2 separate regions of the Homo sapiens genome follow, and region 1 is linked to region 2. The links are chromatin loops, found by intact Hi-C in ENCODE. Cell type or tissue: CD4-positive, alpha-beta T cell. All regions are shown on one strand. Links, peaks and the distances in the headings refer to the core of each region. The heading gives the core; the rest is flanking DNA.

The links. A loop is a pair of places that touch in the nucleus more often than their neighbours do. Peaks named below come from ENCODE experiments on the same cell type or tissue, not always from the same donor. Only the 100,000 strongest peaks of a DNase experiment are listed, where the experiment ranks them.
Region 1: it touches region 2 in a loop (8-fold over the local background); 86 of 110 quality-filtered maps call a loop at or near these places.

The regions. Positions count from the first base shown.
Region 1 is chr2:218,025,125-218,041,081 of GRCh38, reverse strand. It overlaps a transcript of TNS1 not described here and a transcript of RUFY4 not described here. Among named protein-coding and RNA genes, the nearest start is that of TNS1, 30 kb to the right of the region's middle. RefSeq lists enhancers at 4,747-4,836, 5,692-6,224, 6,225-6,758, 8,877-9,433, 14,809-15,724 and a silencer at 5,849-5,898. In CD4-positive, alpha-beta T cell, for the core only: a CTCF peak has its summit at 6,138 (motif pointing right); a DNase peak (open chromatin) is centred at 6,231; H3K4me3 peaks cover 1,287 bases.
Region 2 is chr2:217,782,503-217,798,459 of GRCh38, reverse strand. It overlaps DIRC3 (disrupted in renal carcinoma 3), which reads left to right and starts at 8,017. Exons shown (of 13, transcript NR_186301.1): 1 at 8,017-8,376; 2 at 15,839-15,954. RefSeq lists enhancers at 1,670-2,170, 12,845-12,894, 12,720-13,014. In CD4-positive, alpha-beta T cell, for the core only: CTCF peaks have their summits at 8,892 and 9,094 (motif pointing left); DNase peaks (open chromatin) are centred at 7,979, 8,505 and 9,069; H3K4me3 peaks cover 1,442 bases; H3K27ac peaks cover 527 bases.

The DNA.
Region 1 (15,957 bases), core at 3,946-8,945, 250 kb before region 2:
GAAAACAAAACTTGTACAAAGAAAGGAAGTGTAAACGTCCTTTCAGATGGTTCTCTAGAGAACCATCTCTAGAGAACCATCTGAAAGACTTTGGAAAGCTATTCAGATTGGTTGTAAGGACATCCAGCATCTAGTAAGGACATCCAGCATCTAGTTCTCATTCTATCCTGATTCTACCATTAATAAGTCTCGTGACCTTGAGTGGGGTCTCGTACCCCTATAGATTTCAGTCTTCTCATCTGCAAATCGAGGGACAGAGTCGTCCACCTTTTATTTGCTGCCAGACCTGAGGATCTATGATAAGTCCACTCAGATACACACATTTTAGTATGTTCCGTCCCTACCAGTATTTGCATTTTCACCAAAGACAAAATCTTAGGGCAAAGCAATAAACATCAAATTGGAAAACTGTCAGCCTCTTCCCACAAAAGGGCAAGGTATAAAAAGAGGGGAGGAAGAGGCTGTGGCCTCCTCTTCACCTGCCTCCAGGTATGAAGTCAGAGTTTAGTACATGGTCATAAGGCAGGAGGAGGGCAACCAGTTTATCAGAAATCCTCAGGTCCCACAGAAATGAACACGTTTTCTAAAATAAAGTCAAGCCAAGCTGTCCTACCCCAAAGAAAATCCTAGCAAGCAAAGGTGGCTTCCTTCCTGAGGCCCCAGCCAGGTGTGTCCAACCGTAGGAGCCACAGCTCAGAGATCAGAGTGACTTAACAGTTAGAGGGCACTTGATGAGTAAGGTGAAATAGGGAAACCAAGTCAGACGACACCTCCCTTCTGAGTCCCAACCATGTCTACATCTGGAGAAGAACAGTTAAGTCAAGGGATCACAGACTTGTGATTAGAGACTGCCAGGGTCCATATGACCAAGCGGGGGTCCCAGGTGTGAAGCTGGGGTTGAGGATCCATTATCTGAATTTTCCACTCTATGGATGATCACTTTTATTCTTTTCCTTTTCTTGAATTTATTTCCATTTGTTTATTCCTAAATTCCCTGGTAGATCACCTGTGAAAGCTTGCAACTGTCTGATAAGAATAAAGGGGGAAGGATTTGACTTTACAGCAGAGACTTCAGAAGGAGTCCTCTCTAGGAGCAAATTGGGGGCAATCCAGTGGGAAGGAGGTGGAAGACTGCACTTGAGCTGCGTTTGGACAACAGGCACACAATCTTTACTTACTTTTCAGGCTGCTTTGAGGTAGTCTGGTGGGGATTTGATGGGAAAATGAACGCTCCTTTGCTGCTAGCTACTCTTTTGCACAACCAGTGCCAATGACCAGTTGATTTAAATGGCTCTGAGGCTGGGGGCATAGGCCACTCCCAGAGTCTGGATGGTTAGCAGAGAGACCATAGAGCTGGGGCAGTCCATGAATGGAAGAGCTGGGGTCAAGGTCACTGCTCCCCCCATCTCAGTAATGGAGAACGGCTTCTCTGGGAACCTGCCTTAGCTTCCCCCAGCAGCTAATGTCTGTTCCCTGGCTTGAGTCTTCTGGCACCTTCATCAATTCTCCATTATAACATGAACCCTACTATACTGCAGTGATGTGTTTACAAGTCCACCCTCCCCCAGCCTGTGAGCAAGAATCCTCTTCCATTCATCTTTGTGTTCTCTTTCAGGGACTATAGTAAGTGCTCAATCAACGGTTGTGGAAATAAATAATGGGAGACATTTCTACTGTGATTCATGGACCATGTGTCACCACCACAATTCATTGTCTATTGCTTTTGGTCACACACTCATACCACAGGTATGCCCGAACACACAGCCCACCTGGTCTGCCTGCCATTGTTCCTTCCCAACCATCCTCTAATGGTAGTGTAAATCTTGCCCTACCACAAATGTCAAATTTATCATGCCACAGATGCCTACAATTCTGCCACTGGCAAGCCTATTTTTAAAGGTAGATCATACTCTCCTGCTGGGTTCTCTTTTCATGTATAAATAGTGACAGGAAGTTTAAAGAGACAGTAGCCACTCTCAGTTTGCTTTTACCGATGTTGGTTTATCTTGCTGTGATGCCCCTTCCTTACTCACCGATAGAACCTCCATTGGATGAGGATGGTCTAAACCAGTTATGCAACCGATTGCCCACTCTCCCAGACTTCTTTACACCTAGTGGTGGCCAAGGATATGATTTTTGCTAATGAAGGTCAAGGAGAAGACTGCTGCAAGCTCTGGGAAAGCCCTCGCTTTTCCTACCAAAGAGAAAGAAAGACACTGCTTGGCACCCTCTCTCCCTTTTCTTTCCTTTTGCTTGTGACTGCTAGAGCTGCAGCAACCATCATGGGGCCATGAGGAAAAGGGCAAATGAATCGGAAAGAGGGTAGTCAGCCTTGGAAGTTACTGAGCCCCCAACCAACATTAGCAAATGTTATGTGTAAAATAATACCACCAAAAACCCCTCACCCGCTATGTTTTTAAGCCACTGGGAGTCAGATTTTTGTTACTAGCCGCTGAGGGCACTCTTCACTGATAACATGATCATCTAATTTGGGGTCTTCCAAACTTCCATCATCTCTAAACCACCTTTCACATTTTGGCCATGTCTGCTGAAGTGTAATATTCTTTAAATCAATTCACTTTTGTTAATTTAATTTAAAATGAATATGTAATGATTAAAATGAAAACAGATTCACCATGAATCACCCAAAACTGTGCATTTTTACTGATGGAGCACTTTGCAAAAGCAAACTCAGCTCTGTCTATGTCTCTGATGCCCAAATTTCCTTCTTAGTTGCATCATCATAATAAACACAAATAAGATGTTTAACTATGGCCATTTCAAGACATATTGTCCACAAATAATTGCTTTTTTTTCTGGTGTTTTTCTGAAAACTTTTTTTTTTATTCAAGCAGCTGTAATTCTAAGGTGTTATGTGTTCAAGGAGATTCATGGAAAGGACTCTGATAACTTTCATGGAAAGGTTTTTGATAACTTTAAGATCATACCATTGGACTGGGTAAGAATTTCCATAACTCTAAGGAAGAGACTGACGCTATCATGAAACTTAACCAAGATCAAGAAGAACAAAGTAATTACATGAGGTTAAATGAACTGAGGAGGATAATGTTTTTTATGAATTTTTATTTGAAACTTTGCTGGTTCTTTAAATATTTTGTTTGCCATAGTTTAGGAAACTGTTTTTTTCTTTTAAACTATCTATAGATTACAGAAATTTGGCCAAATGTACTTTTGTGAACAAAAGTGGAAACACTTACTTTTTCTCCACATAGGATCCTTCCAGAATTCAGAAACTATTTGTGAGTATTCTTGTTGGTATGGTAATATAGTGATTTGCTTCTGTTCTATAGGAATCGGTTCTCTTTATAACAGGATATATTGACAGTATTGGGTATATTACTAGGGCATTGACTGGGATGTCATATTTGAAAATGTCCAGAGAAGGAATCTATAGGTATTGCTGGTGAAGTCTGAAGTCTGCCTTGGTTTGGCTTTCTAGCCTCAAGAGGTTTTAAAAAATCCAATTTGAGATTTCCTATCAAAAGTTCCAACAAAGCAAGCTTTAAAAGAAAACCTCTGTGGTCAATTGCTATGTTTGCTGCATTTATTTAATTAGTCAGGCTGTGTTTGATGAGGCTAAACTTATTTTGCAAACAAATTAGTCTTACTTTGATTATCTTTGGTAGAAATGAGAGTGAATGTAGAGAGAAAAATTATGTTTCGGAAGAAAAATTATAGTGTGCCTGTTATTAGATTGTAGCCCTGCTCATTGTTTTTCAGTTTATTATCTTTTTTTTTTTTGAGACTGAGTTTTGCACTATTGCCCAGGCTGGAGTGCAGTGGTGCTATCTCCACTCACTGCAACCTCCGCCTCCTGGGTTCAAGGGATTCTTCTGCCTCAGCCTCCCAAGTAGCTGAGGTTACAGGCGCCTGCCACCACGCCCGGCTAATTTTTTGTATTTTTAGTAGAGATGGGGTTTCACTATGTTGGTCAGGCTGGTCTCGAACTCCTGACCTCAAGTGATCCGCCCGCCTCAGCCTCCCAAAGTGCTGGGATTACAGGCTTGAGCCACTGCACCCAGCCTCAGTTTATTATCTACCTGTAGACTGGACTGGATCTTGATTCCTTCTAGATTCCTCCAATCCAATTTTCTCCCATGGAATTACAAAGAACAAGAACTGCTCTGTTCCTGAAGCCTTATAAGCTGGAGCTGGGCAACTTAGTGTACATTTCAAGGGAAAACCTTCATGCCTGATGTGCGTGCCACACAGAGTTTCACCAAAATACCTGATGCCATAACCAGAGATATTTAAACTGCAAACCAGAGTGAGAAGTTGATGACTTCACGCTGTGGACAGCTTTCCCCAAAACACTGAAGAAGACTCCTCATCGTGGTGAATCTCTTACCTCTCTTAATTTCTCCTTGCTTATGTCTACCCCTTTCACTTGGCAGCATTATGCTGTAATTAGGATTTCACAGCCAGTAGCTTCTGTGGGTAACTTGAGGGAGTGTTGGTTCTGTCACATCAAACCCAAAGTTTTACGTCATCTAAGAGATCCGTTAGGCCACCCAGTGGCTGACTTTAGCAGCATCCTTAACTCAACTGTTGGTTCAAATTGGAACTGTGGTCCCTTTTATAGAGTTAGACTTCTAGACTCACTCGTTCTCACCCCCTGTTTTAATTTAACCCAGTCGTAGGATGCTAGATAATGTGATTCCTTGTGACTTGGACTGTGAGCCCAGGAAGAACCCTGAGTCTCACTGCCCAACTCTCTCCTTACACAAAGGAGGATGCAGAGCCTCCTTTGTGTAAAGTCCAGAGAGGGAAAGACTTATATCTGGCCACACAGCAAGGGAAAATCCCAGCTCTATTTTGTAGGCCAGGGTGTGAAGATGATGGTGTGGCCTCCACCGATTGAGCAGTCCCTGGGCGACGACACTGTGCTAATTGTTTAATATCTTTGTCCCATTCAATCCCCACATAACCCTGGGAGGCTAGAGGGGAACCTGGGGCACAGAGAGGGTAAGTCTTTTATCCAGCATCACAGAGGTTCCCAGGATTTGAACTCAGGTGTGTGTGCCCACAGGGCCTGTGTTCTGGGCCCTGACTTGGTGTGAGCAGCCCCGTGAGGGTTCATGCCATGTGGACACTAGGCTGGGAGTGTCCCCATGTTCCCCATGGAGGGCCCCCAGCCTCACCCGGGTACTCATCCTCCTCGAGACACCCACTCATCTTTTCCTGGGCCCCAGCTGAATGGAAATGTGTGTTCTTTGAGGAGAGGTTGCAGAAGTAAAGCGCGGCCCCAAGGCTGGAGCTGAGCAGATGCTGCGTGTGTGGGGGGAGCAGGGTGCCTGGTTTTAATACTGCCTCTCTCCTGGGGGATCTCATCCTCTTCTCCTCCCAATGGATCCTGGGGCCCAGACGGGGACACTGTGGCCCTGAGAGCAGGTGGCCTTATTCTGAGATCCTAGAGTCAAGACCAGGCATGGAGCGGAAAACCCAGGTGTCCTGCCTCCCGGGCTGTGGCTGCTGGAGTTTGGGGTGGCGTGGCAGTGGTACAGCAGTGGGACACAGTGGAGGGAAGGGGAGAGGGAAACGGAGGTAAATGAGGGAGGTGGCTGGGGCATGGGATTCAGGGAGGACGGGGTCAGGAGCCCAGAGACCTGGGTCTCCATCCTGGCCTGGCTACACACTCACTGTGTGATCTCGGGCAAATCACTCACCTTCCTTGAGCCTCAGTTTCCCCACCTGTAGACCAAAGATTGGACTGATGGTCTCGGCAGCCCCTTCCAGCCCAGATCCTGTGTGAAATCCATGAACGGCTCCATGTGTCTCCTCCTCTCCCTCGTCTCTGCCAGGCATTTTCCTCCCCTGGCTCCTGGCATCACACTCCTTCTATCCCCGTAAGTTCCAGGGGTCTCCCTGCTACTCACCCAGGAGAGCCTGGCTGGCTGGGGCACGACAGCGCGGCTCTGCTGCCAGAGTCCGTCCCTAGTGACTGCGCAGGGAAGAAGTGGTAGAGGCAGGATCCAGGGCGCTGGGGCAGAATGGTGAGATGGGGGATGGGTCCTCTCAGGCCCACCTGGGGTAGAGTCACCTGTTGGCCAAATGGGGGCTGATCCATTGTGGTAGCTGGGACTGCTGCTAGTTTCCTTTTCGTTTTCAGCACCTGCTCTTGCTTTTCTTCCTTCTCGCCACCAGGGGGCACAGGGAGGCCATGGAGCTCCGCAGCTGCTATTCCTGTGGTTGTCTCTTCCGTGTCGCTTGGTTGGGCTGTGAGGCAGCGCTCCAGAGTGGGGAGGGGAGGTCGAGGGCCCCACCACGCTCCTCCTTCCTGTCTCCACCTCAGTCAGCTGAGGCGGTCCCCCTGAGTGCTGGTCATCAGTGCCGACCCCCCAGGCCTGATCCCATTCCCAAAAGGATGGATGTGAGACCACCAGTGAGATCCTGTGCGCAGCAATGGGCCGGGCGGGTTTCCCCGGTGGGCTGGGGTCCCCCACCCTGGCTGTGCTCTGCCTCCTTGAGCCTGGGGTCTTTCCATGCCGGGTCCTCGTTTCTCCAGGCTCGGCTGCTCCAGGGGCTAGTATTAGGGAAGTGGAGCAGGGGCCTGGGAGGACGGCTGTTTTCACAAACCCCAGGAACCGCATCTAAAAACCAGCACAACGGATGCCCGAGGGTTTCTATCCTCGGCTCCGTCCTGCACCTATATCCCCCATGCGGAGGCTGCTTCCCCCATCTCTGTCCCTCATCTCTGCCTCTTCCTCATTGTCTGCCTTTATCTTCTCCCTGTCCCTCTGTCACGTTCTTGGTGTGTTTCTCACCTTGCCCCCCAAGTCAGACTGTCTGAAGTCCCTGTCCCAAGGACTCCACCACTGCCGCCCTCCCTTCTCCCCTCCCTGAGGTGGGCTTCCTCACTGGCTGTGTTCGGGACCTGTATTGCAGACCCTTATCAGGCCCCACAGTGGGGGCTCCTGTCGCTGCTGGACATAAAGGCAGGGACTCTGTCGGGGCCAGGCTGGGGTCGTTGCTGCTCGCCTGCCAATGTCGCAGGCGCTCTGGGCTGAGCTGTCGCAAGGGCTGGGGGCGGGCCGGCTTCTGGGGCTCCCGCGTCTCCGCCCCTGCCCGCCGGGGCGCCAGGCCGGATGGGCTGCACTGTGAGCCTGGTGTGCTGCGAAGAGCTGCGGCCCGGACCACTCTGCGGTCCCCAGCCCCCGGGGAGTCCCTGGGTCTCGGCGCGGGCTGAGTGCTGGGAGTCCGGGGGTTTGGCCTGTGCAGAGAGAAGGCAGCTACCGCTTCAGGTAGGGGCTGCGGGAATGGGTGAGGGACGACGCCCCGAGTCGGGAGCTGGCGGTTGGCAGAGCCCAGGGCACCTGACACAGGTTAAGTAGCCAGCCCAGGACGGTGCTAGTCTGCTTGGGAAGTGCGGCAAGGCAGGTGGACCAAGGGGGAGGAAGGACCACGACCGGGTGAAGGGGCCTCCAGTTGGGTAGAGGGCTCCCCTGGGTCTCTTGTGCCCTTGGGAGGAGGGTGATATAGGACCTGACCCCTAGAAGGGCAAATAGGTTGGGTGAGGTTGGTTTAGGAGTCACCCAGGAGGGGCAGGCCTGGAGTGCTGGGGCAAGGTAGGGAAAGAGTTAATCTTCCTCGAGCTGGACCAAGGGGCAGCTCTGGCAGTGTCCCTTCATTTAGGAGGACTCTGGAGTTAGGAGGGTGGGGGCCCCACTGGAGCAAGGACTTCCCCAGGATGGTGGGGACAGGCTGGCCTCTCACCCCTGCCTTCTCTGTGCTGGGTAAGTCTCAGAGACTAGCAAGTGGGGAGCTGACCTGGCAGTGGGGACAGGTCTGAGCTGGGAGGCAGGTGTCTGCTCTGGAGGAGTCTGCCAGGGAACCATCAGGCCTGGGATAGGTGTGGTGCTGGTTTCTTCCTGGGAGAGTAGGAGGAGGTGTTTGGGGTCACCAGGGATGGGTAACTCCTCTCTAGGTCCCTGTGACCTCAGGACTCGCTGTTGGTGGGTCTTCTTTCTTCACCCTGTGTCCCTGCCTCCCCACCTCCCACACAGCCAGCTTTGACATGGGGCAGGTGCCTGTTGGGCCAGGTAAAGGTGGGCAGGGACAGGGACAGGGAGTGGGGCTGTGATGGAGGGAGGAGCCGGGGCTCTGGAGGTGGATGATCAAGGGGAGAAAGAGGGGAGGGTGTGTGTGCCGGTGTGTGACAGTGGCAGGGAGAGGGATGGGGACGAGTGTCTGCATCAGATGAGCTGGTTTCTAAGCGGCCTCTGGAGAGAGCCTGGAGCTCGCCTGTGACTCCCTCCCTCCTCTGTCTGTGGGGATCAAGCTCCATCCCAGCTGCTGTGCCCTGACTCTGGCTCCAGTGAGGGTTGCTGCTGCTCGGGGCTCCCCCCTTCAGGGGTTTAGGGAAGAGCAGCCTGCACCCATCACCTGGGGCCTCACTAGAGGAGGGGTGATACCCTCGTTCTTGGGGCAGATAAACATCTCCTGGGTGCTGATCCCCTCAAAAGCCAAGAGTCAGTGGCTACCCAGACATCTGGGCTGCCTGCCAGGGCGCACCCACTGCCAGTCCTGCTGCAGACACACCCCCCATTCCTGCCCCAGGCCCTGCCGTAGGCCCAGCATCTCTCTTTGACCACAGCCTGAGCTCCTGCTGCCTGTGTCCACACCCAGCCTCGCTATTCTCCTGTCCCCTCAGCACAGCCCTCTCCTACCCAGGCCACATCGCCCCCTTCCCCTGTCATGCTGCCTCCTCCTCCACAAGCAGGCTGTCCTCCTCCTTCTCCTGGACTGCCTTGTCCCCCAGGCCCCATTGCCCACTCCTCTTTCTCCCCTGGCCAGCATTTGGCTCCTGCTCCTCCCCTTGGCTTTGAGAGGGTGCATGCCTTGGCTCTTAAGCCTCCAAGTCCAGCTCTGGGTTGTCAGTGCCTGCAGCTGTGGGCCCTGCCCCTCCCAGGTGGCCTCTCTAGGTCCCACAACTGCCCTACACCCTGAGCCCTCCTATGGTCCCACATGTCAGCCTCAGGAGCAAGAGGTTGGGGCTTGGCACCCTCCTGAGTCCTCCAGCCAAGCCTTCTGGGTGCCAAGGGGCCTGGCGGGCATCTCCGGGTGCCAGTCGTGCCTCCTTGCTCTCTGCTGTATCCCAGGACAAGTGGGTGCTTGTGGATGGGGCGGGAGCAGTGGGGAGGAGACTCCTGGCTGCTGTTGCCTCTTCCGTTTCTGCAGTCAGCTCTTCTGGGCTCTGCTTCTTTCAGCCCGGAGAACTACTGAGGTTAGACGTTCTCCTGGGGCCTGGTCCTGCAGCCTCCCCTGCATTCCTGTTGTGGGGCCTGCAACCCTTTTGGAAGTTCTAGGATCTGGTCTGACTCCCTCCCCCATGGGTTGGATGACCTCCTCTTCCTCTCTTTCTTGTTATGTAGAATCAGAGACCCCAGAGCTGAAAAGGATCTTAGTGCTTCTGAGCCTTTTGAGGACACAGATCCCTTTGAGAATCTGATGTAACCTATGGGTGCTCTTGCTAGGGAGAAGGTGCACACACACACAGACACACACATACACTCATACACACAGGCACACACACACTCACACAAGACACACTCATACACACAGACTTGCTCACACACAACACACACTCATACACTCACACACACAGACATGCTCATACACACATGCACACACACACTTATACACACAGGTGCACTCACACACTCACACAAGACATTCATACACACACAGACATGCTCACACACAACACACACTCATACACTCACACACAGACATGCTCACACACCCACACTCATACACAAAGACACACTCACACACTCATACACGCTCACACACAACACACTCATACACTCACACACAGACATGCTCACACACTCACACTCATACACACAGACACACTCACACACATACAGACACATTCACACTCACACAAGACACTCATAGACATGCTCACACAACACATACACACACACACACAGACATGCTCACACACACTCATACACACAGACACGCTCACACACTCACAAACACACACATACACTCACACATATGCTCACATGCTCACTCACATACACACACATACACACATACACTCCCACACTCACACTCATACATACACTCATACACACAGTTCACACACATGCTCACACACATACACACTCATACTTATGCTCACACACTCATACCCATGCTCACGCATACATGCATACACACACGCTTACACACAGTCTCACACACACACTGACACACACAGACACACAGCCACTGTGCAAACATACACAATGTCATATATTTCTTCAAGCCCCACTATAGCCCTGATTTATCCACCCCGTGTATTTCAAAACAGCACACTGAAGACCAGAGGGGGCGTCCTCAGTGTGACTTGCCCAAGGTCACACTAGAAGTGAGTTTCAGTGCTGGGACCACATCCCAGGAGTCCTGGGTCCAGACAAGTGAGGGTTTCATCCCCAGATGCAACTTTTGCTTTCCCCAGAGGCTGCCTGTAAGCCAGATGCGCTTGGCCATTCATTTATTCAACACTGATTCAAGCATTTTTGAGCATCTGCTATAGGCCAGGCATGGAGCTTGGGGCTGGGGATAGGGCAGAAAGCAGACAGCTCGGGTCCTTGCCCTCAGGGGGTTGTCAATCCAGTGGGAGAGATGGAACAGACTGCAAACAAGTCATTGAGCTGACTGGAGACAGTGCTATGGAGGCTAAGTTCAGGATGTGATGGGTGAGGATTCCAGAGGGATTGCACCGGGAAGGTGAAGGAAGTGACATCTGAATGAGGAGCTGAAGCAAGAGCAGCTGGGAGGAAGAAGCATTCCAGGTGGTTGGAGCAGCCGACTTGAAGGTCCCAGCATGGAGAAGAGCCGGGACCTGTTATAGAAGTGGACAAAGGCTTTCCTGGCTGCTCCTGGCTCCCCGGGAGCCCTAGCACACATGCTGTGTGTATATGGATTGGGAGGGAGAGAGTCAAAGCAAGGTGCCTGGGAGGCAGGGCAGGCAGGGAGGTGCCCGGTGGTCAGAGTTAGAGACGGTCAGCCAGGGAGAGGGCTGAGTGGGGCCATGACTAACTTGGGAGAAAGGACTGGACATGGAGATGGCTTGGATGTGGACGAGGAGCAGGAGGAAGTTGAAAATAACCCCTCTCATCTCACAGAGAGGGTGGCTGTGAAGGCATTTGTCTGTATTAGTGTGTTGAAATATTTCCTAAACACAGAAAAGTGTACAAACTTCCCACTGACTGAACACACGCACGTACTCACATACTTGGCATGCAGAGTCTAGAAACAGAACAGTGACAGCTCTCAGAATGTGCCTCCTGCCCCTTCCAGTCACTAATCCCCCTTGGAGGGCAGTGCGCAATCCCGACTTCTAACCACAGGGAGTTACTTGTTCTAGAATGTCTAATAAATGAATGGCACTTGTAATCAGTGGAGCACATCATATGTATTCTTTTGTGCTCAATATCATGGTTGTGAACTTTATCTATATTCCTGGGTGTGGTCTTGAGCGTTCCTTCTCATTGCTGGACAGCGTCCCACTGTGTGAAGACACGCTGTCCATTTATCCATTCTGCTATTGACAGGCGTTCGAGTCATTTCTAGTTTTGGGCTACTGTGAGTAGCACTGCTAAGAACACTTTCATGCATGTGTTTTGAAGATCATGAAGCCAGATTTCTGTTTGGTATATGTGTCCCTCCATTTTGATGATGTCTCTGGAAGACCCACGTGTCTCGGAATCAAAGGAATCATTCAATGAAGGGAGAACTTCAGCACCTTGATGGGGGTGAGGGATGCCTTGGGGATGGGAGAAGATTCTCTAGCATCCTCTTATGTCCCTTTGTAATGATTCTTCTCAATTCACTTGCCCCCCGGCCTTGTGCCTCAGGAGGGAAAGGAGAAAGAAGCTCTGGAGTCCTGCATTGGAGTGGGGTGGGTGGGGGTCCACCGATCACCTCTCTAAGTCTTACTCACTCTCTGGGGGCAGGCCTGAGTCCCTAGCAGGGGCAGGAGGGCGTGAGGCTGAAGATAGGGCTGCACCCTCTATTTGTTTGCTATTTCCGGAAGGGAAAGAAGCCAGCCACTGCCTCCTCGTTTGATGTATGAACTTGCCCAGGGCTCCTGGCACTGGGACAGAGCCTGGTGCCAAGGGCAGGCAAGCTAAGGCAGACCCCAGAGGGGCCGCAGCCTGTGAGTGGGAAGTATAGGCTGCCATCTTCAGAGAGGCCAAGTAGTGGGGAGGAAAGGGGACCCAGGCTATGCTTAGGGGCCAGGTCCCCTTGCTGACTGTCCCAGCTCTGATTTTTAAATTCACCTCCACCCCCAAGACCCCAGCCTGGTGCTTTTGGCCAGCCCTTCTGCCTCCCAGCCTGAGTAGCTGTAAAGCCCAGAGCAGGAAGCTGCAAATCTACCCCAAGGATAGGGGATGGAAGACCCCAAGCTCTAGGGTCCTTTTCTGGCCTGAGATATGAGAGTGCTGGGTGCTTCTGCTGCTGTCTGTTTAAAGTGTGCCTCCCCAGTAAGCCCATGAGCCAGGGTTTTCAGGCCAGTGCCAAGCTTTAGTGAACCTGGTATCCCAGGCACTTAGCAAAGAACCTGTGACATCTGGATACTCAATAAAGGTTGCCCAAGGGATGGCTGGATGAATGGTGAGAGGTGGACAGGTAGAGACCCCACAGACAGGAGAGAGAATGCAGATAGGGCAAGTGCAAGAGGATGGTGGTGATAGGCCCGGGTGGCCTGCTGTACGGGGTGGAGCTGTTCTGTCTGGGAAATAGAGGTCTCCCCTGGGCCCATCTGGGCCTGAGCTTCTCTGGGCACCCAGCAGGAGGGTGCAGGTGTGGGAATGGGGGGTGGAGTAAGGCCAGTGGGGGCCAGCTCATGCATGGCTGGAAGTCAGATAAGAATGTGTGCAGGGTCAGGTGAAGTCAACTGACAGAAGGACTTTTTGAGGTTTGAAGAGCATGAGAAAAGACTTTAGAGCCTGGTGACCAGCTGGGGCTGGCAGAGGTGGCAGTCACCAGGATGCTGGAAAGCGGTGTCCTCCAGGCCAGCTTGTCTGGGCCTTCCTACCAGCATCCTTTCCCAGGAACTTCTGAGCGTTGCCACCAAATCCTACTTTACCCACCTCTTCCTGCCATGGCTGAAATTGAGAGGGGTCCAGTGTGGCCTGGAGAGTATCCTGATTCCTTAGAGTCCTCTGGCCCAGCCTGCAGTCTGCAGGGCCTCTGGCCTGGAGCCTCTGGGTGGATGCTGGCTATGCACTGGGGAAGCCTCTGAATCCTCACCTGTCTGCTCACCTTTCAGCCCCTCTGCCTTTCTGCTCATCTCTTCCTCCACTCATCTGCCACCTTCTCTTTCCCTATCCACCCTCCACTCCCACCGTCCCCTCACCTCTGCCAAGCCCCATGCATACACATGACATCTCTACCCCAACCTCTTCTGGGAAGTCAGTGCGGGAGGCAGAGGGTCCAACACATCACCCTGAGACAATGTGCCGAGGGCTGTCACCTGTTTCTAGAGCAGGGACTGACCTGTTCTGCTTGGGACAGTCTGGAAAGCCCTCCCAGAGGAGGCGACACTTTGAACAAGTTCTTAAAAGTTTCAGCAGGAGTTCACCTTCCCAGAGGGAGGGGCAAGGCCATTTCAGTCAGGTGCAGAGGTGCTAGAAGCATGTGGCCCCTTCAGGGAGTGGAGTGGTTAAGTGTGGGTGCAGAGTAGGGTCGGGGGAGAGGCAGGATCAGAAGCTGGGAACGAGGTGAGTCTACATGCAAAGGGCCTTGAATGCCAAGCTGAAGAGTTTGGGCTTTACACTTATCGTGTAGGCCGTGGAGTCCCTGAAAGGCCCCCCAGAGAGGGACCGATGATTTAAACTATCCCTGGCTCAGGGTGGAAGACGACAGGGGGGTGTAGGGTGACTGGAGCAGCTGGTGGGTGTCCTCACATGGCTGGGCCAAACAAGAATGAGCGTGTGTGTGTGTGTGTTTGTGGGGTGGGGTGCGGTACAGGTATTGTGTTTGCCGTAAAGTCTCTCCTCCCTTCGTGGGCCCCCAGAAGCCGGCTGCCCTTCCTCCTCCCTGACTTCCCCTCCACCAAGCCCTCAACACCCCAGCCAGTAGCCCCAAGAACTTGAGCCCACCAGGCCAGTATCTGAGCCAAGAGCTCACCTCGTGTGGCTGGCCCTCCGCCATGTCCTCTTGGCTCAGTTTCACCTGCTGCCAACCCAGACGTCATTCCCATGGGGGATGGGCAAGGGACAGGCCTGGCTTTCTTGGGACCTTAGACCCAGGCCAGGCATGTCTGCCCTGCCCTTGAGGGTTTGGAGGGGAAGGAGAGGAGGGAAGAGTGGGACTGGAGTCTCCTGATCTGGGTGCTGCAAAGGGCACCTGTGGCGCAGCCTCCTGACATACGCGGTGGGTGGGAAAAGGGCTGGAGGGAGGTAGGGATACGGAGTGTTTGGTCAAGGATGGCCAGAAGTGGTTGGGTGGGAAAGTGCCCTACAGCCACCTTTTCCTTTCTCTACTGCTTCCTTGGGCCCAATATTCCAACCTGGCCTGCCCTGGGGAGGTAGAGGAGCTTTCACTTGCAGGGTCAGGATTCTCGGGCCCAGAGCAGGCTCCTGGTCTCCTCTGGTCTCCTGTCTGCCTCCTTTCTCTCCTTCTGTCACTCTCGTGTTCCATCTGTGTCTTCTTGTGAGTCTGTCTCGTCCACTCCTCGGGAGCCTCAAGTCACTTTTCTACCCTCTTTCTTCCCCCAAAAGGCAGGCGGTAGGGATGGCTGGCATCTGTGTTATAGTGTAAGGGAGTAGGTGTACAAGCGGCCTTCGAGCTTACACTGAGTTCCACTTGGGCTTGGCTACTTAAAGGCTGTGTGTTGATGAAGATCTTATGTAACCTCTCTGTGCCTTGGTTTCCTCCACTGTCCTAAAAGCATTTAGTATAGTGTGGGACATATTGACAGCTCTTAATCAAGATGTTATTCCTGGTGGTGTCATTATCTAAGGGATTTAGTTTAACTCCTCTGAGAAACAAGATGGGACTGAATGGAGGATTTTACTAGGGGAAATGCCTGATTTTGAAATGAAAGGGCTAGGGGAGGCTGGGAGAGCCTCACACCGCAATGTAACCTGACCCCAAGGGAAGGAGAGAGGAAAAGAGGCCTGGAGGATGCGTCCTAGCCTCATTGCACTCCGAGAGGAGTTCGGCAAAGCCAACAGGGAACCATGGAGGTGGAGTTGATCTAGAAAGACCGTCCCTAGTGCCAGTGGGGTGATCACACCTGTATTCCCAGCCACCCGGCAGGCTGAGACAGGAGGCTCACTTGAGCCCAGGAGTTTGAGGCTGCAGTGAGCTATGATTGCACCATTGCATTCCAATCTGGGGGATCTCTAAATAACAGAAATTAAAAAAAAAAAGAAAGAAATCCCCTGTCTCCCAGGCAGGGATCTGCCTTAGTATCACCACTGCACTCTGCCAATGGCAGGGACAAGCCTGTGGGGGGGTCTGGCCTCAGCAAACACAGCAATGGATTTTAAAGTATGTAGCCAGGCCAGGAGATTACAGGCTCATACCTGTAATACCAGCACTTTGGGAGGCCGAGGTGGGCAGATCACCTGAGGGCAGGAGTTCGAGACCAGCCTGGCCAGGATGGTAAAACCCAGTCTCTACTAAAAACACAAAAAGTTAGCTGGGCATGGTGGTGCACGCCTGTCATACCAACAACTCGGGAGGCTGAGGCAGGAGACTGTCTTGAAACTGGGAGGCAGAGGTTGCAGTGAGATGAGATCATGCCACTGCACTCCACCCTGGGTGACAGAGCAAGACTCTGTCTCAAAAAATAAAATAAAATAAATAAAGTATGCAGCTGGGGCCCTCGTCATTTCTGCTTCCTGCAGCAGAAGGTCTGCGAGGTGCATTCTTGTAGCTGCTGCAGGGCTTTGAGGCATGAAGAGGTCCAGGGCCTTTGGTCCAGGG
Region 2 (15,957 bases), core at 6,429-11,428:
AGCTGGGACCACAGGTGTGCGCCACCACACCTGGCTAATTTTTTAATTTTTTTTTTTGTACAAAAGAGGTTTCACTATGCTGCTCAGGCTGGTCTCGAACTCCCGGGCTCAAGCAATCCTCTCTCCTTGGCCTCCCAAAGTGCTGGGATAACAGGCGTGAGCCACCATGTGCTTTGCAGTTTTTAAAGGCCTAATCATGTCTGGCTTAGCAGGAGATAGCTGGATTCTTATATAAGCTTCTGCATACAATCTGTTGCAATATCACCCATCATGGGCCTCTGGAAAACACTGTATACTTGTGGGAAAATGAGCAAAAAAAAGTCAAATAATGGCTTAATAGCATTATGAAAATGGTTTTGACCTCAACACTCCTGAAAGGGTCTCAGGGACCCCTGGGGTCCCCGGATCATACTTTGAAATCTGTTGCTATGAGGGATACAAGACACAGGAAACTCAGACCCTGTCCAAGGTGGAGACTGAACATGTCTTGCACCCTGCTCTCTGTTAGGTATCGTCATGCTGAGTCATCCCAACAAACCCATGAGGTAGGCGCTGTTATACACAGGGACAAGTAAGGAAACCGAGGCTCTGAGAGGTCACACAGTTTCTAGCTGGCAGAACTTGTACTCAGCATCACCACCACCGGTGAAGGCTGGCACTCAGCCAACACCTGCTACGTGCCAGAGAGCCTGTGCTAAGCACTTGGGTATCATTTCTCACGCACGTGCACCTGAGAGGTAAGGGCTATCCTTGTCCTCATTTCACAGTTGAAGAAACTGGAGTTCAAAGAGGTGAAGACACTTACTCAAAATCACAGAGTTGGGGTAAGTGGCCCAGCCAGGCTACGAACCCAGGTGAGCTGACTTCTCAGCCAGGCTCTTCCTAGCTCTTGCCTCTTTCTCTGCTCTCAGGGCTGGCTTCTGAGGGGAGAGACAGACTCTGATGAGCCATGGGCAAGTGGGAAGCCAAACTGATGTCACTGGTCAGATAGGGGGTCACGGGCTAGACTGTAGGCTGGCTTCCCAGGGTGTGGACCAGGGCTCCTGGGTGTGTGATGGGGGAGGTCAGGAGGTCATCCCCTGACACTGGCCAGCTGCAGAGGGATGTAGGTACCTCAGGGGTGGGCCTGGTACAGGGGAGGAGTGTCTGATGAGAGAGACAAGCTACGGCCTGTGAGCCGAGCTGATGCAGCTGGCCTTTCAGGGGACTCAGCAGTGAGGTGGCTGTGCTCTTGGTGCCTCAAGGAGGAGGAAGTGGATGGGGCAGCAGTGGAGGGCTCTGGTTGAGGAAGGGCAGCTCTTCTGACACACATTATCACACAGAATACCCAAAGGACCTTTGCATTTTCTTTCTTTCTTTTTTTCTTTTCTTTTCTTTCTTTCTTTTCTTTTTTTCTTTCGAGACAGAATCTCACTCCGTCACCCAGGAGGCTGGAGTGCAGTGGTGCGATCTCGGTTCACTGCAACCTCCGCCTCCCGGGTTCAAGTGATTCTTTTGCCTCAGCCTTCTGAGTAGCTGGTATTACAGGCACACGCCACCACTCCCGGCTAATTTTTGTATTTTTAGTAGAGATGGGGTTTCACCACGTTGGCCAGGCTGGTCTCGAACTCCAGACCTCAGGTGATCCACCCGTCTCAGTCTCCTAAAGTCCTGGGGTTACAGGCGTGAGCCACCGCTCCCAGTCGCCTTTGCATTTTCTATGCAGAGTGTGGCCCCTGTACCATCGGCATCGACATCACTTGGTGCTTACAGGAAAGACAGGACCTTTGGCCTCACCCTAGGCCTGCAGATCAGAATCTTCATGTTAGCCACATCCCCAGGAAATCTGCGTAAGTGCTGAAGTTTGAGCTGCTTGTGTGTGTATCTCATGCTGGGACTAGGCCAGGCTGACATGCTCAGCCCCGGGCTCTGCCTCAACACCACCTGAAACGTGAGGACCCAGTTTGGGTCTCCATGGGAGAGAAGCAGTCCTAGACCTCACCTTGGGGGCCTGCCTTATTGATGAGATTCTGGAATCTCTGCTGCCTGGGGCTGGCCGAGGCCAGGTAGGGACCAGTGCTGGTCCTGATGAGCAGGATAACTCTGGTTGCACCAGGCGTGCAGGGTGTGAAGAGAGTCCAGCCTTGGAAGAGGCAGGAACATCAACGGGGGCACAGGAGGGGCAGAGGGATGGCGGCTATCAGGCTCTCTCTTGTCCTCAAGCTCTGCTGGAAAGTGCTGAAGCCTGGGCCCCACCCCAGAGATTCGGAGTGGGTCAGTCTGAGGTCCAGCCTAGGCAGTGGGAATTTTAATCACTCCTGGGCAACTCTATGTGCAGCCCAGGCTGAAAGCCACTAGGAGCCCTCTCCTCAGATTGGCTTCTTCTAGATCAGGGGTGTGTGTGTAGGCCCATGGGCACCTGTGCTTGGACTGGTGGGGAGCTGAGGAGCGGAGGAAGTCACAGTGGGAAGAAGTCCCCTCTGGACTGGCTTAGATCCCGCCTCGCTTTTTTGGGGTGGGAGGATGCCATCCCCTCCCATCTGGAGTGGAGGCCACTGGTATTTTAAAAATTCCAGGCCTCAAATGTCCCTCCTCCTGCATCCTGTGGGCTAAGAGGGGAGGAGCCGTGGCCATATCTTCATGGGACTCACCTCCAGGGCCTGCGGAGCTGGGTGGGAGGGGACGCCTGGAAGAGGCTTTGCAGGCTGCTTCATTTCAGCTCCACAGGCTTCACAATACCTCCTGGGTGGTGGGGGTGGTGAAATGAAAGTCTGCCGTCCTCTTTTAAGAAACTGGTTTTACTGGGATTTTCCCTGTTAGTTGGTGAAAATGCCTATTTATTAGTGCTTAGTAATTTACAAGCAGTCAGAACATGGGAAGGATATGGCCCATTCTAAAAACACTGACAGTAGGTATAGGACTAAAGACACATCCCCTCACACACACAGAAGCACACGCAAGACATGCAGACACACATACGTGCACAGAGACACACAGACACACGTGCATACACATGCCCACACAGATGCACACAGACACACAGATGCACACACACAAGACATGCAGACACACATATGTACACACAGAGACACAGACACACATGCGCACACAGAGACACAAAGACACACGTGCAAACGCATGCCCACAGACACAGATGCACACACATAGACACACAGATGCACACACACAAGCACACATGCAGACACACAGATGCACACACATACAACATGCAGACTCACACATGGACACACAGAGACACGCAGACACACATATACCCAGGCACACACATAGACACATGTACACACACATGAACACATGCACACAGACACACAGATGCACACACATACAAGACATGCAGACACACACGGACACACAGAGACACCAGACACACATATACACATGCACACACAGATGCACACACATGAACACACATGCACAGAGACACACAGATGCACACACACACGATATGCAGACATACAGGCCCATACATACACACACAGACACACGTACACAAGAGACCTAGTCCCTCGGAATATGCTGCGTCTCCATGCAGGCATCTGCTTTCCTACCTCCTTCTCTCCAAGCATTCTGGTGTTCAGCTAACTGATGAGTCAGTCCCAGGGGTCATGGGGTCATCAGTGGGGCAGGGAGCTTCTCCCACAGTGAGCTGACCCCTGCCACACTAGTTAGCAGAAGGGCGTGATCAAAGGAGGGGAATGTCTCCATGAACTCTGCAGATCAGATCAGCTGCGGGGCCTGGTGCACACTGGATGTGGATGTGGGCAAGCTGGGGTGTGGTAGAAAAGGGTCAGGGCCTCAAGGAGCACCTGAAGGAGCTGAGACCTCGGCCTGGAGAAGAAGAGCTTCAGGGAGGTTGAGATGGGATGCTGGCCTCCGATGTTTGATGGCCTCCTCTCTGGAACAGTCAGCATTCTCTGGGCTCCCCATGTAATAGACGAGGGCCACAGGGAGGCCAGAGCGGGGAGGAGATGCTTGAAATGGAAAGGGGTGCTTTGGGAGGGGTGAGCTCCTGTACCTGGAAATGTTGGGCCCAGAGACTGCAAAAGGCCCTTTCGAGGCTCTGTCCTGGGTATGGCTGCTGGCACATGCCAGGAGACCACCTCATCCAGGTCAAGCCAAGAGGATAGGCATGGCTGGGCCCAAGTTTCCTTATCCGTCAAATGGGGTCACACCTATCCTGGAGGGCTGCATGACCACACAGCACCTAGCATGGTGCTCAGCTTACTGCTGGCCCTGCAGGGCATCGAGAAACATGAGCTTCCTTTCCTTTTCTGGTGGCTCTTGCCTTCTCCGCCATTTCCTTAGGCCTCTGGGGACACTTGGCAGCAGAAAAGGCTGGAGCAGAAAGCCTCTCACATGATATTGATCTGGCCGGCTCTGGACTCCAGACCACAGCGTGTGGGATGGTGGTACAACCGCCTCCATGGCTCCAGCTTTTATGGGGTTTGAAAGATCATTTCTGGCCATCGAGACAGGATGTCCATCTTCTGGGCCCCTCCTCTTAACCTCTGCTCCATTTCCTGACTCCCAGATCGGTTCTGGGAAACCCCCTTCCCAGGTCTGGCCCTGGGAAACCAAGGGGTGCCTGTAAGGTTGTCATTTCCCCACCCCGGCCCTCCCTCAGCCCCTCTTGCATTTGCAGAATCTGACCTGGCTGAACCATCACCCCTCCCTCCCTCAGGGGATTCTGGCTGGTTTAGGGTATCAGGAGCCAAGGCCACTGGGGCATGGGTAGGAGTCCTTGAGGAGAGCAAGAGACCACCAGGAGAAACGGAGCTTTAGCGCTCTGGAGACAGCAGGCCCAGCTTGGGGTAAGTCAATCAACCAATTAATTAACTGATTTGAAAGACACATACTGAGCACCTACTATGTACAGGCACTGTACTTGGCCCTGAGCACCAACAATGTGTTTGTTTGTCTCATGGCACTCCGGGTCTCGTGGGATCAGGAAAAACATATAAAGAATCAGCAAATATATAATCACAGTGTGATCGTGCACTGGAGCAAGGGTGCTTTATAGAGCAAGAGTTTCTAAATGGATCTGGATGCTCTGGGGAGAGCAGAGAAGGTGTCCCTTAGGAAGTGACATGTGCTGAATGTCAGAATCCAAAGGGTGAACAGGAGTTGGTCAGGCAAAGAGGGAAGAAAGGGTGTTTCAGGCAGAGGGAACAGCACATGCCGAGGCCCAGGGGCAGGAGAGTCTTCATGCCTCTGAACCCCACGTACACTCCCTTGATAGCACATTTCACAGTTGTAATTTGACATGAATTTGAAGGCAGGACAGACTCGTGGTTGAATGCACAGGCTATGATGTCAGACTACATGAGTTCAAATTCTGGCTCCATGCCTACTAGCTGTGTGACCTTGGGCAAGTTGCTTGACCCTGCTGTGCTTGTTTCCACATCTGTAAAATGTGGGGTGATAACAGTAACACCTAACTCAGAGGGTTGTAGGAGTTGATAATTTATGTAGGCAAAAACAGCTCAGACAGCACCTGGCAGGTAGTAAGTGCTCAGTAAATGTTAGCTATGCTTATTTATTTATGTGAACTTCTTTTTTTCTTTCTCCCTCACTAGACTGTAAAGTCTGCAAGAGCAAGGCTCCAGGTCTGTATGTGTGAAGTCCCAGCACAGTGTCTGGCCTGTGGAAGACCCTTGATCAATGTTTGTAGAGGGAGTGAGGGGACTGCAAGGTCAGTGTGGGCAAAGGGAGCCAGGGGGAGGTGGGGAGGGTTTGGGGAGGTGGGAGGGTTGGGGGAGGTGGGGAGGGTTGGGCTAGAGAGGCTGGGTAAGCTAGGCAGGGCTTTGCAGGCCACAGGAAGGGTTTGGTGTTTGTAGTTAGAGCAGTGGGAATGTTTGAAGATTCTGAATCAAGGGGGCAGGGGATCTGGTTGGTATTTTGTAAAGATGACTGGGCTGTCAGTTTCAACATCAACTGAACCCCAAGTATATGTCAATGTTATATTAGGTGCTTTGTTAAATGCTATTTCATTCATTTTATAAAATGATTGTGGGAAATAGGCAGACAGCTAAGAAAATGAAAGCTCAGAAGGATTAAGTAGTTTGCTCCAAATCTCATAGCTGGAAAGTGCTATAGAAATGGACTGAAGATCTCTTGTTTTTGTTTTTTATAGAGACAGGGTCTTGCTCCATTGCCCAGGCTGGAGTGCAGTGGTGCAATCATAGCTCACTGCAGCTTTGTCCTCCTGGGCTCAAGAAATTGTCCCACCTCAGCCCCCTGAATAGCTGGGACTTACAGGTGTGTGTCACGATGCCCAGCTAATTTTTTCAATTTTTTTTTTTTTGTAGCAGAGATGAGGTCTTGCTAGGTTGCCCAGGCTGGTCTTGAACTCCCAAGCTCAAGTGATCCTCCTGCCTCAGCCTCCCAAAGTGTTGAGATTACAGGCGTGAGCCACTGTACCTGGCTTGAAGATCTCTTTAGCTCTGTATCAGTTAGAATATTAGTGCAGCTTCTATAACAAAGACTTTGAATTACCAAACACTTAAATGTGGCCATTTGTTTTTGTCTTACTTGTATTATAGCTCTCCCCTATGAAATTAGTCAGGACCCCAGGGCCCTTCAATTTGATCGCCCTGCCATCCTCAATATGTGGTCCATTATGGTTGCTCCAGCTCCTGCCATTACAACTGCATTCTAGTCAGTGAAAAGCAGGAAAAGAGGAAGGAGAGGGCGTGCCCTTCTCTTTAAGGATGTGGTACATTTACAGTATATACATTGTTTCTGCTCAGATCACAATAGCCAGAACTGTCACATGGCCTCAACTAGCTGCTGGGAAATGCCATTTTTATACCTTGCAGCCATGAGTACAGCCATACTTCTGGGGAGTTATTAGTAAAGGAGGAGAGGAGAGTGGGTATTGGGAACAACTGGAAATTTCTGATTCATACTCCAACATGTGCTGGAGGGAAAGATTTAAGAGTTATATTAGATACCATATGGGGAGGGGGTAGCTGAACAGCTTGAGTCCCCCTCTTTCATGGGAAGGGGGGGATGTGTAGGGATGGGTACCAGGGGCCATGTCAGTGTATTGAGATATCTTGACCACTTCCTCCAGTCATACTGCAGACTGGTCCAGGGATGAGTTCGTGACTCAAGTTGGGTCAGTTCAAATGCCCCCCTTGGACTGGAGAAAGAGAATGAGAAAGGGTCTGGGGTTGGGGTGGGTGGCTGCATGGAGTTCTCAACATTATCTCCAGGGAGGTGACTGCCTCTCTGCATGGCCTCTGTCCTCGTGCTTACTCCTCTGCAAGGTCAATCTGTCCATTCCCCTGTATCTCGGGCACAGAGGACAAGGCCTGAGGCTGCAGGGCAGAGCTTTCTATGCTCCATGTGTGGAGTCTAGAGACTGCAGAAAGAGCAGCTTAACTCACAGGGCCACCCAGACTAGACGGTGGACATCTCTGAGGACAACAGACTGGATGACCAGGTGGGCCTGTCTCCAGGCCTTGGTGCTATCTAAGCTCCAAGTGTTAGATACAACCTAAAGTTTCTTGCTAGTGCTGCAGAGAGGGTTGTGTGATGTAGAAAATAGAGACATAGGAATATTGCTGTGCCTTTGCAGGCTGTGAGTCATCCTGACACAGAGGTACTGTAGACAGAGGAGAGTCGTGGGTGGAAGCAGGGGAACATTGCTGTGTAAGGAGAAGGGAAGGAGAGGAGGAGAAGGTCCTGTGAAGAAGACAGAGGTCTCAGAGAGGAAGGAGGAGGACCTAGAAGGGGTGGTGTTTTGATGGGGAAAGGAGCTTTTCTTCTTTTCTAGAAGGAAAGAATGGCTGGTCAACAGTCCAGCCACCACCTTAGGATCAAAGTTAGTGAGCCCCAGAAGAAGGACACTGAATTTGGCCACAAAGAAATCATCCTTGTCCTTTTCTTTGGGAAAAGAGCGACAGCATCAGTAGGGGGCAGGAGGCTGAGGAAGTGGCTTAGCACAGCGTCAGGCTCATGAAAGTCTCACGAGATTTGTAGAGTTGGTGAACTGATGAGTGAATAGGAAGTAGAGACACAGCAAGTATAGACAGCTCGGAAGACCTTGACCCCCACCCACCCCAATCGACGTGTTTTCCTGGGCTTTACTCTTTGCTTCCGTTAGTCACTTTGGCCAAGGTTTCTCCTGCGTAGACGTCAGGATGGCGAGGACAGAGGCCAGGAAGGAAGGAGATGTGTCCCAGAAAGCTGAAGCCCCCTCCTGGGGCAGCCTTTTGGAAGGAGCTTCTGATACCTAACCTGGATCATTCCTGCTGCAGTATCAGCAGGTGTCAGCCGGGGAAGGAGAAGCCTTCTGTGAATGACAGTCCTTCAGATGACTAAAAACAGCTGAACTCTATCCCAAGCAGATATAAGAGAGGTGGAGATCAGGTGAGAGCCGCAGCTGGGTGGAATTCAGGGCAGCGTCAGCGTTCTGTGTGTGCCTGGTGCTGGGTTACAGCCGTCTCACTGCGCTTCCTCTTCTCCGATTCCTGCTCCAGGATCTCACCCTCCCCAGCCTCTAATAACCCCAAATCCTGGATTGGTGTTTGGGAGACCGTGGCTGGCCAGGTAAACAGGGCAGGCCGGGAGCAACAGCAGACACTGGAGGGAGGGAGTCGGGCCCTCCTCTGGATGAGTATTTGGGACCGGCAGGAAGGGCAGGTGGGGGAGGCTGAGTTCGAGGTTTCCCCCTTGGGGTCTCCTCTCTCCTGTTTCCAGTCTCCCCCGTCTCCCTTTTCAGCGCCTCCTCCCTTCCAGCCCATCCTGTCTGCATTTGCCCTCTGCCTTCCCTCCTCTCTGTCCCTCCGTTTCCCATCTCATCTGCCTTCTGTCTCCCAGGCAGCCTCCCCCAAGGCCCCACCCCGCTGAGGCACCTGTAGGCAGGGTTTCGGCAGGAGCTGCTGCCAGTGGTCCTCAGGGGAGGATGGACCTCCCTTTTCAAGAACTTCTGAAAACAGGAGGGGCCTAAACTTGGACTGGGGAGAGCTAAGGGAGGACTTTGGGATGTCCATACAGGCAGGGATTCTGTGACCCTTTGGTTTTCTTCTCCCCCGCCAGTTAAGGCAGAGCTGCCACGGGCTACGGCTCCCTCTAGTGGCCAACTTGGGAACCGCAGCCACTCATTGCCTTTCCTGGAAGCGGTCACAGTGGGCAGTAGGCTGAATCAACTGTCCAAGGGCCTGAGAGGCACAATTAATAGACAGCTGGAAGCCGAGAGTCTTCAGGTACTTAGAGACAGGCTGATTATTAAAAGCTTCAGTACAGCGGTGAGGACGGAGACCCACAGTCTCTGTTCCCATTATCAATCATCCCTCGTGGCGGATTGGACCTGGCCCAGATTTTCTCAATCATTTCTCAATGACCACCACTCAGGCAGTCAGCAGTGGCAGGAGCCAGAGAGCTCCAGGGCTCCAGGGTGTGGCTCAGCAGAAGGGGCACTGGACACAACGGGGCCTAGGCAAGATCCTTCCCCTCTCAAAACCCCCATGTCCCGTTCTTTGGGCCTTTGGGACCTGGGTGTCTCTGGGCTGCCCTCTCACAGCCCTGCATAGCCCATGCCCTAGTGCTTGCTCGCTGAGTCTGCAAGGCCAACCTGTCCATTCCCCTGCAGCCGGCCTGCTGCTTGGCAGGGCAGGTGAGCGCCTCTCCTGTGGCAGACGGTGCAGTGTTCAGCTCCACTGGACCTTTCGGGTGATTTGACCTCTGGAAGTTCTATTCCACTCACTCTTGCTTCTCCCCTTCCAAGTGACTACATTCCTAGAGGTTCTAGCACCTGCGGAGATGGAAACAGCTGCTCCCCATCCTCCGGGATCTGGGTCAGAGAACCTGAAATGCAGGCATCTTTATTTCCCAGACTCAGTTATTAGACTTCCCTCTTTTTCAGAGTCAATGACCCCCACAAAAAGAGTGAGCATGAACATCAACCTTTCTCCAAGGACACCCAGGCTCTGATTTCACTGAACTACCCCAAGTCTCTATGAACGTGGAACTGAATCTGACTGATTGAAAGTAAAATTAAAAAGTAAATAGTCCTCTTTTCCCTAAAAGGAGTGGTAGTGGGTGCTTCTGCAGAGGTAGGATCAAAGCACTGAGAAGCCTATTAGAAAACAAGGACAGTAAAACACTCTCTTTTACCTGCAGGCAGAACATGGGGGCAGAGTGCCCAGGCAGAGCAGGATTTGCCTTCACATCCATCCAATATGGGCCCAAGTGTCAGCTTTGCTAGTTTCTCACTTATGTGATCCCGGACAAATTATTTGACCTCTTGTTGCCTCAGTTTCTTCGTCTATAAAATGGGCCAGTAATAACTAGCTGACAAAGTTATGTGGATATTCACAATTCTGTGTATAGAATGCCGAGCACAGTGCTCATGTGACATGGTGGGAGGCAAGTAACATTTACTGGCTGTCTATGATACTGTTGGGCCCTGCATGAGATGCACAGGATGTCACTTACAAAAAACTCAAAATGGTGGCCGTGATCACTCCCATTTCACAGATTAGAAAACCAAGGCTCGGAGAAGGTAAGTAACAACTCTGTTAGTAAGTGCTGCATAAGGATTCAAATCCATCTCTATCTGCTTCCAAAGACTTTGGGCTTATCCAGAATGGTGTAGATAGTGTGGGGGTAGGAGCATGCTGGGGTCCAGGTCTTGAGATGGTGAGAGGTGACAACGTGCTAGCAGCCCTCGCTCCCTCTCAGCACCTCCTTGGCCTCGGCGCCCACTCTGGCCGCGCTTGAGGAGCCCTTCAGCCTGCCCCTGCACTGTGGGAGCCCCACTCTGGGCTGGCCAAGGCTGCAGCCGGCTCCCTCTGCTTGTGGGGAGGTGTGGAGAGAGAGGCGCGGGCAGGAACCAGGGCTGCGCGCTGTGCTTGCGAGCCAGCGTGAGTTCTGGGTGGGCGGGGGCCCGCACTCGGAGCGACCAGCCAGTGCCGCTGGCCCTGGGCAGTGGGGGGCTTAGCACCTGGGCCAGCAGCTGCAGAGGGTGCGCTGGGTCCCCCAGCACTGCTGGCCTGCCCGTGTTGTGCTCCAATTCTCGCGGGGTCTCAGCTGCCTCCCCGAGGGGCAGGGCTCGGGACCTGCAGCCCACCATGCCTGAGCCTCCCCCGTCCTCCCTGCGCTCCCACCGGGCCCAAGCCTCCCCGACGGGCACCGCCCCCTGCTCCGTGGTGCCCGGTCCCATCGACCGCCCAAGGACTGAGGCGTGCAGGTGTGGGGCACGGGACTGGCAGGCAGCTTTGCCCACAGGCACGGCATTCACTAGGGGAAGCCAGCTGGGCTTCTGAGTCAGGTGGGGACTTGGAGAACTTTTATGTCTAGCTGGAGGATTGTATATGCACCAATCAGCACTCTGTGCCTTGCTCAGGGTTTGTGGATGCACCAATCAGCACTCTGTATCTAGCTTATCTGGTGGGGACTTGGAGAACTTTTATGTCTAGCTAAAGGATTATAAATACACCAATCAGTACTCTGTCTAGCTCAAGGTTTGTAAACACACCAATCAGCACTCTGTGTCTAGCTCAAGGTTTGTAAAGGCACCAATCAGTGCTGTGTCTAGCTAATCTAGTGGGGACTTGGAGAACTTTTACTTCTAGCTAGAGGATTGTAAATGCACCAATCAGCACTCTGTGTCTAGCTCAGGGATTGTAAATGCACCAATCAGCACCCTGTCAAAATGGACCAATCAGCTCTCTGTAAAATGGGCCAATCAGCAGGATGTAGGTGAGGGGTGGTCAGATAAGGGAATAAAAACAGGCTGCCCTAGCCAGCAGCAGCAACCCGCTCTCTGCTTCCACACTGTGGAAGCTTTGTTCTTTCGCTCTTTGCACTAAATCTTGCTGCTGCTCACTCTTTGAGTCCGCACCGCGTTTATAAGCTGTAACACCCACTGTGAAGGTCTGCAGCTTCACTCCTGAAGCCAGCGAGACCATGAACCCATCGGGAGGGAGGAACAACTCCAGATGCGCCGCCTTTAAGAACTGTAACACTCACTGCAAAAGTCTGCAGCTTCACTTCTGAAGCCAGTGAGACCACGAACCCACCAGTTGGAAGAAACTCAGGACACATCTGAACATCAGAAGGAACAAACTCTGGACACACCATGTTTAAGAAGTGTAACACTCACCGCTAGGGTCTGCGGCTTCAAGTGTACCAAGAACCCACCAATTTTGTACACAATGGCAGAAGTCATTGAGATCAGAGAAGAGTGGGACAAGAGGAGGGGTAGCAAGGACAGGCCTTAGAGAGAAGAGGCTCAGGGCCCGTGACATCCTGGTGACCAGCTGTCTCACTGTGCCCTTAGCAGGTGAGGCAACTGATAGTATTGGCTGGTCCAAAGATCCAGTGACAGAGAGTCTAGGACAGTCCCCCAAGAGGCAGACGAAGCTGGACAAGGGCTGCATTGGGAGGAATCCAGGCTGCACAGGGAAGCAGGACCTGAGAGGTAGCAGCACCACTTAGAAGTGGGGATGGTGGGAAGCTGAGGGCCAGCATGGGGCCTTCCTGATCAGCCCAGGGCTGGTGGAGCCCCCAGGATAGCACCAGGGAGTGGTCACCTCACTGGCTCTGGAGAGGCTGGGGATGTCCCTAGCTCAATAGGAGAGAACCTCGAGGGGACGGGTTGGGGGAAGGAGAAGCCTAGAACTTGAGTCAGCCAGATGCCCAGCTGTGGCCCATGAGGCCAATCACCTAGTGCAGGGCCCCCTCCTTCCTTTAGAAAGGGGAGTAGGGGGTCCACCTCCTTCGTATGTCCGCTCTGGTCCTGGGTCGAGCTGTTGGTTTTAGGGATGGCGGCTGTAGAGGCATTGGAAGGGGGATGTCGCCCTCTTGTGGTCGGATGGCTGTGGTGCAGAGGAAGTGCCCATTGCTGCCGCAGGCCTTCCCAGTTGATAGAACATTTGAACTTCTTTCACGTATCAGGCTCCCTTGGTGAGCGATGTCCCTGAGCCGGGGACACAGGAGGCAGAGGGATGGCTTTCTCCGGAGATACTGTGGGGCTCTAAGGGTCCCAGGCACACTGCAATAGCAGCAATGGTGGGGACTAGAAGAATGAAAGGACATGTAGTGAACTCCCAGCTCAAGCCAGGCCCTGGACCAGCCCTGGGGATGCAGGGATGAACAGGACACAGTCCATACCCTCCATGTCCATGCAGGAGACAGACAAGAGGCCAGGAACAATGATGTCCCCAATGCTGTGACGGAGGCACGGTGTTAGGGCCATCGTCATTTTTTCCCTCTGGAAGGATTCTTGAGTAATCCCCCGGCCTCTCTCCTCACCCGGCACCATCTTTTTCATGTCGGGCTGGGGAGTTGGAAGGAAAAATCCAGCAAATCGGCTAGCTCCTTCCATCTGCCCCTTCCCTCAGCCAGCCCCTACCCAGGACGTTGGCATCCCAGTCTCCTCTCTGCCACCCCCGAGGGGCCTGCCTGTGTGGGGGCCCTTGGTCATCCTGCACCGTTTGTCTCCGGGATGGGAGGGTAGAGCCACATTCTCCACTCAGCTCTATCACTAACGTTTTGATTTTCATCTCCCTGACTTTTGGCTGATATCTCAATTGTTTCTGAACTCAGGCACAGGAAGCCTCCTCCAAAGCCCCAGAACAGTGCTTCTCAACCAGAGGTGGTTTTGCTGCTCAGAGACCATTTGTCACAGTGTGGGGTGGGGAGGGGGCATAATATGGGCATCTACTGAGTAGAAGGTGAGAATGCAAAAAAAAATTCCTAAAAATGCACAAGACAGCCCCTCACATCAAGAATTATCTGACCCCAAAATGTCAAAAGTGATGAGGTTGATAAACTCTGACCTAAAGCATAGGGTGTTATGAGGAATTAAGTTAGAAGTACCTAATGCAGCCTTGTTGGGGGAAGGTTGTATGGAGTGGGAGTTCAACGAAGGCATCTGGAAAGAGATAATATCTGATTTAGGCTTTGAAGTGAAGATGAAGATTGCTACGTAGAGGAAGACGATTTTCAAAGTTGGACACATGGCAGACTATCCAGATAGTGTGAACAGAATGTGCCAAGGCGTGGAGAATGAGGGAGGGGCTATGGTCTGTCTGAATGAGACTGTATAGGACAGGAAATTAGGCTGTGGAGGTGGGCAGGGGCCAAGCATGAAAGGCGTTGCATACTTAACTATGGAATACGTTTTTATAAAGTATAAAACAAGCACAAAATGTGTTTAGAAAAGTGCATACGACACTAGTATATAGAAATGTAGAGTGCATTGAATTATCAATTATATGCGACTGTTTCCAGTTTTTGGCTATGATGAATCAGGGCTTATAAACAGTTTTGTACTTGTCTCTTGGCATTCATTTTTGTGAATTTTGCTTTGGGTATAATCCTAGTAAGGGAATGGCGGGGTCATGGGGCGTGCATATGTTCAATTTTAGTTGATATTGTCAAATAATTTCCCAAAGTTCTCGTAGGAATCTACAATCCTCCAATAGTGTAAGAGGATTCTCATTGTTCTATATCTTCACAACACTTAGTGTGGCCAGTTTAAAAAATTTATCTCTTCTGGAGTATGTGTAATGGCAGGGCTTTATTTTATTTTTATCATTTTATTTTTTTCAAAATAAGGTTTGTTGACATGTAATTTGCATACAGTAAAATTTCACCATTTTAAGTGTACAGTCTATAAATTTTTATTAGTATATACATTTGTTTAATAAAAATATATATTTTACCACCCCAAAGTTCCCTTATTCCTGTTTGTAGCCAATCCACTCCTGCCTCCTTTAGTAACTAGTAACTAGTGATATGTTTTCTGTCTTTATAGTTTTGCCTTTTCCAGAATGTCATGTGAATGAAATCATTAAGTATGTAGTATTTCCAGTTTGGCTTACTTTCACTTAGCAATATGTTTTTGAAATTAATCCACTTTGTTTCATGGATAATCAGATGGGTAATTTCAAAAGAGAGATGGAAACTACTAGAAAAATCAAATAAAAATGCTAGAAATAGAAAACACAGTAACAGAAATGAAGAATGCCTTTGATGGGCTTGTCAGTAGACTCAACATAGCTGAGAGAAGAATCAGTAAACTTGATGACAGTGTAGTAGAAATTATTCAAACTGAAACACAAAGGGCAATAAATTGTGAAAAAACAGAACAAAGCATCTAAGAACTGTAGGATAATATCAGTGGGCTAACATATGTGTAATTGGAATCCCAGAAGATGAGAGAGAGGGAAAGGGGAGGGGAGGGAAGAGAAAAGGAGGGAGAACTTGGACAAATTATAGTCAAGAATTTCCCCAAATTAGCAACAGATAGCACACCACAGGTTCCAGAAGCTCAGAGAACACCAAGTAGTAAAAAAACCAACCCCCTCCCCTAAAAGAAAAAATATGCTCAGCTTCTCAGTCCACCACTTCTGTCTCCCAGAATGGGCTGATGCATCTGGAGAAAATCAGATCCAAATGCCAGGCTCACCTCTTTGATCCCCTCCTGGATCTTGGTGTCCTCATTTTTCACTGTTTTGATAGCAACCTAAATATCTTCAAGTTGATGAAAAATGTTATATAGCTTTTCTTATTCTATTAAGCAGGAGAGCCAATTCAAATACTTAGTCTGCTGAAAGTACTGAAAATAAAAATCAAGGCAATCTTTTTTAGTTTTTTTTTTCTGGTTTTAGTTCATTGGGAATTACTGGTCTAATCTAACTAATAGGCTAAGACACATACATGATATGTCTTAGCTAAGATATATGTAATTTATATATAAAATTAGCTTTTGAACCCTTGTAGTAAAAGAAAATAATTTAGCTTCCTTATATTACTTTAACTCTTCCTCCTAATTTAAAGAATAAAAATATGAAAGTCTTTTTTTTTTTTTTTTTTGAGACAGGGTCTTGCTCTATCATCAAGACTGGAGTGCAGTAGTGTGATCATAGTTCACTGCAGCCTCAAACTCCTGGGCTCAAGCGATCCTCCCGACTCACAACCTCCTGGAATTTTTTGATGGTA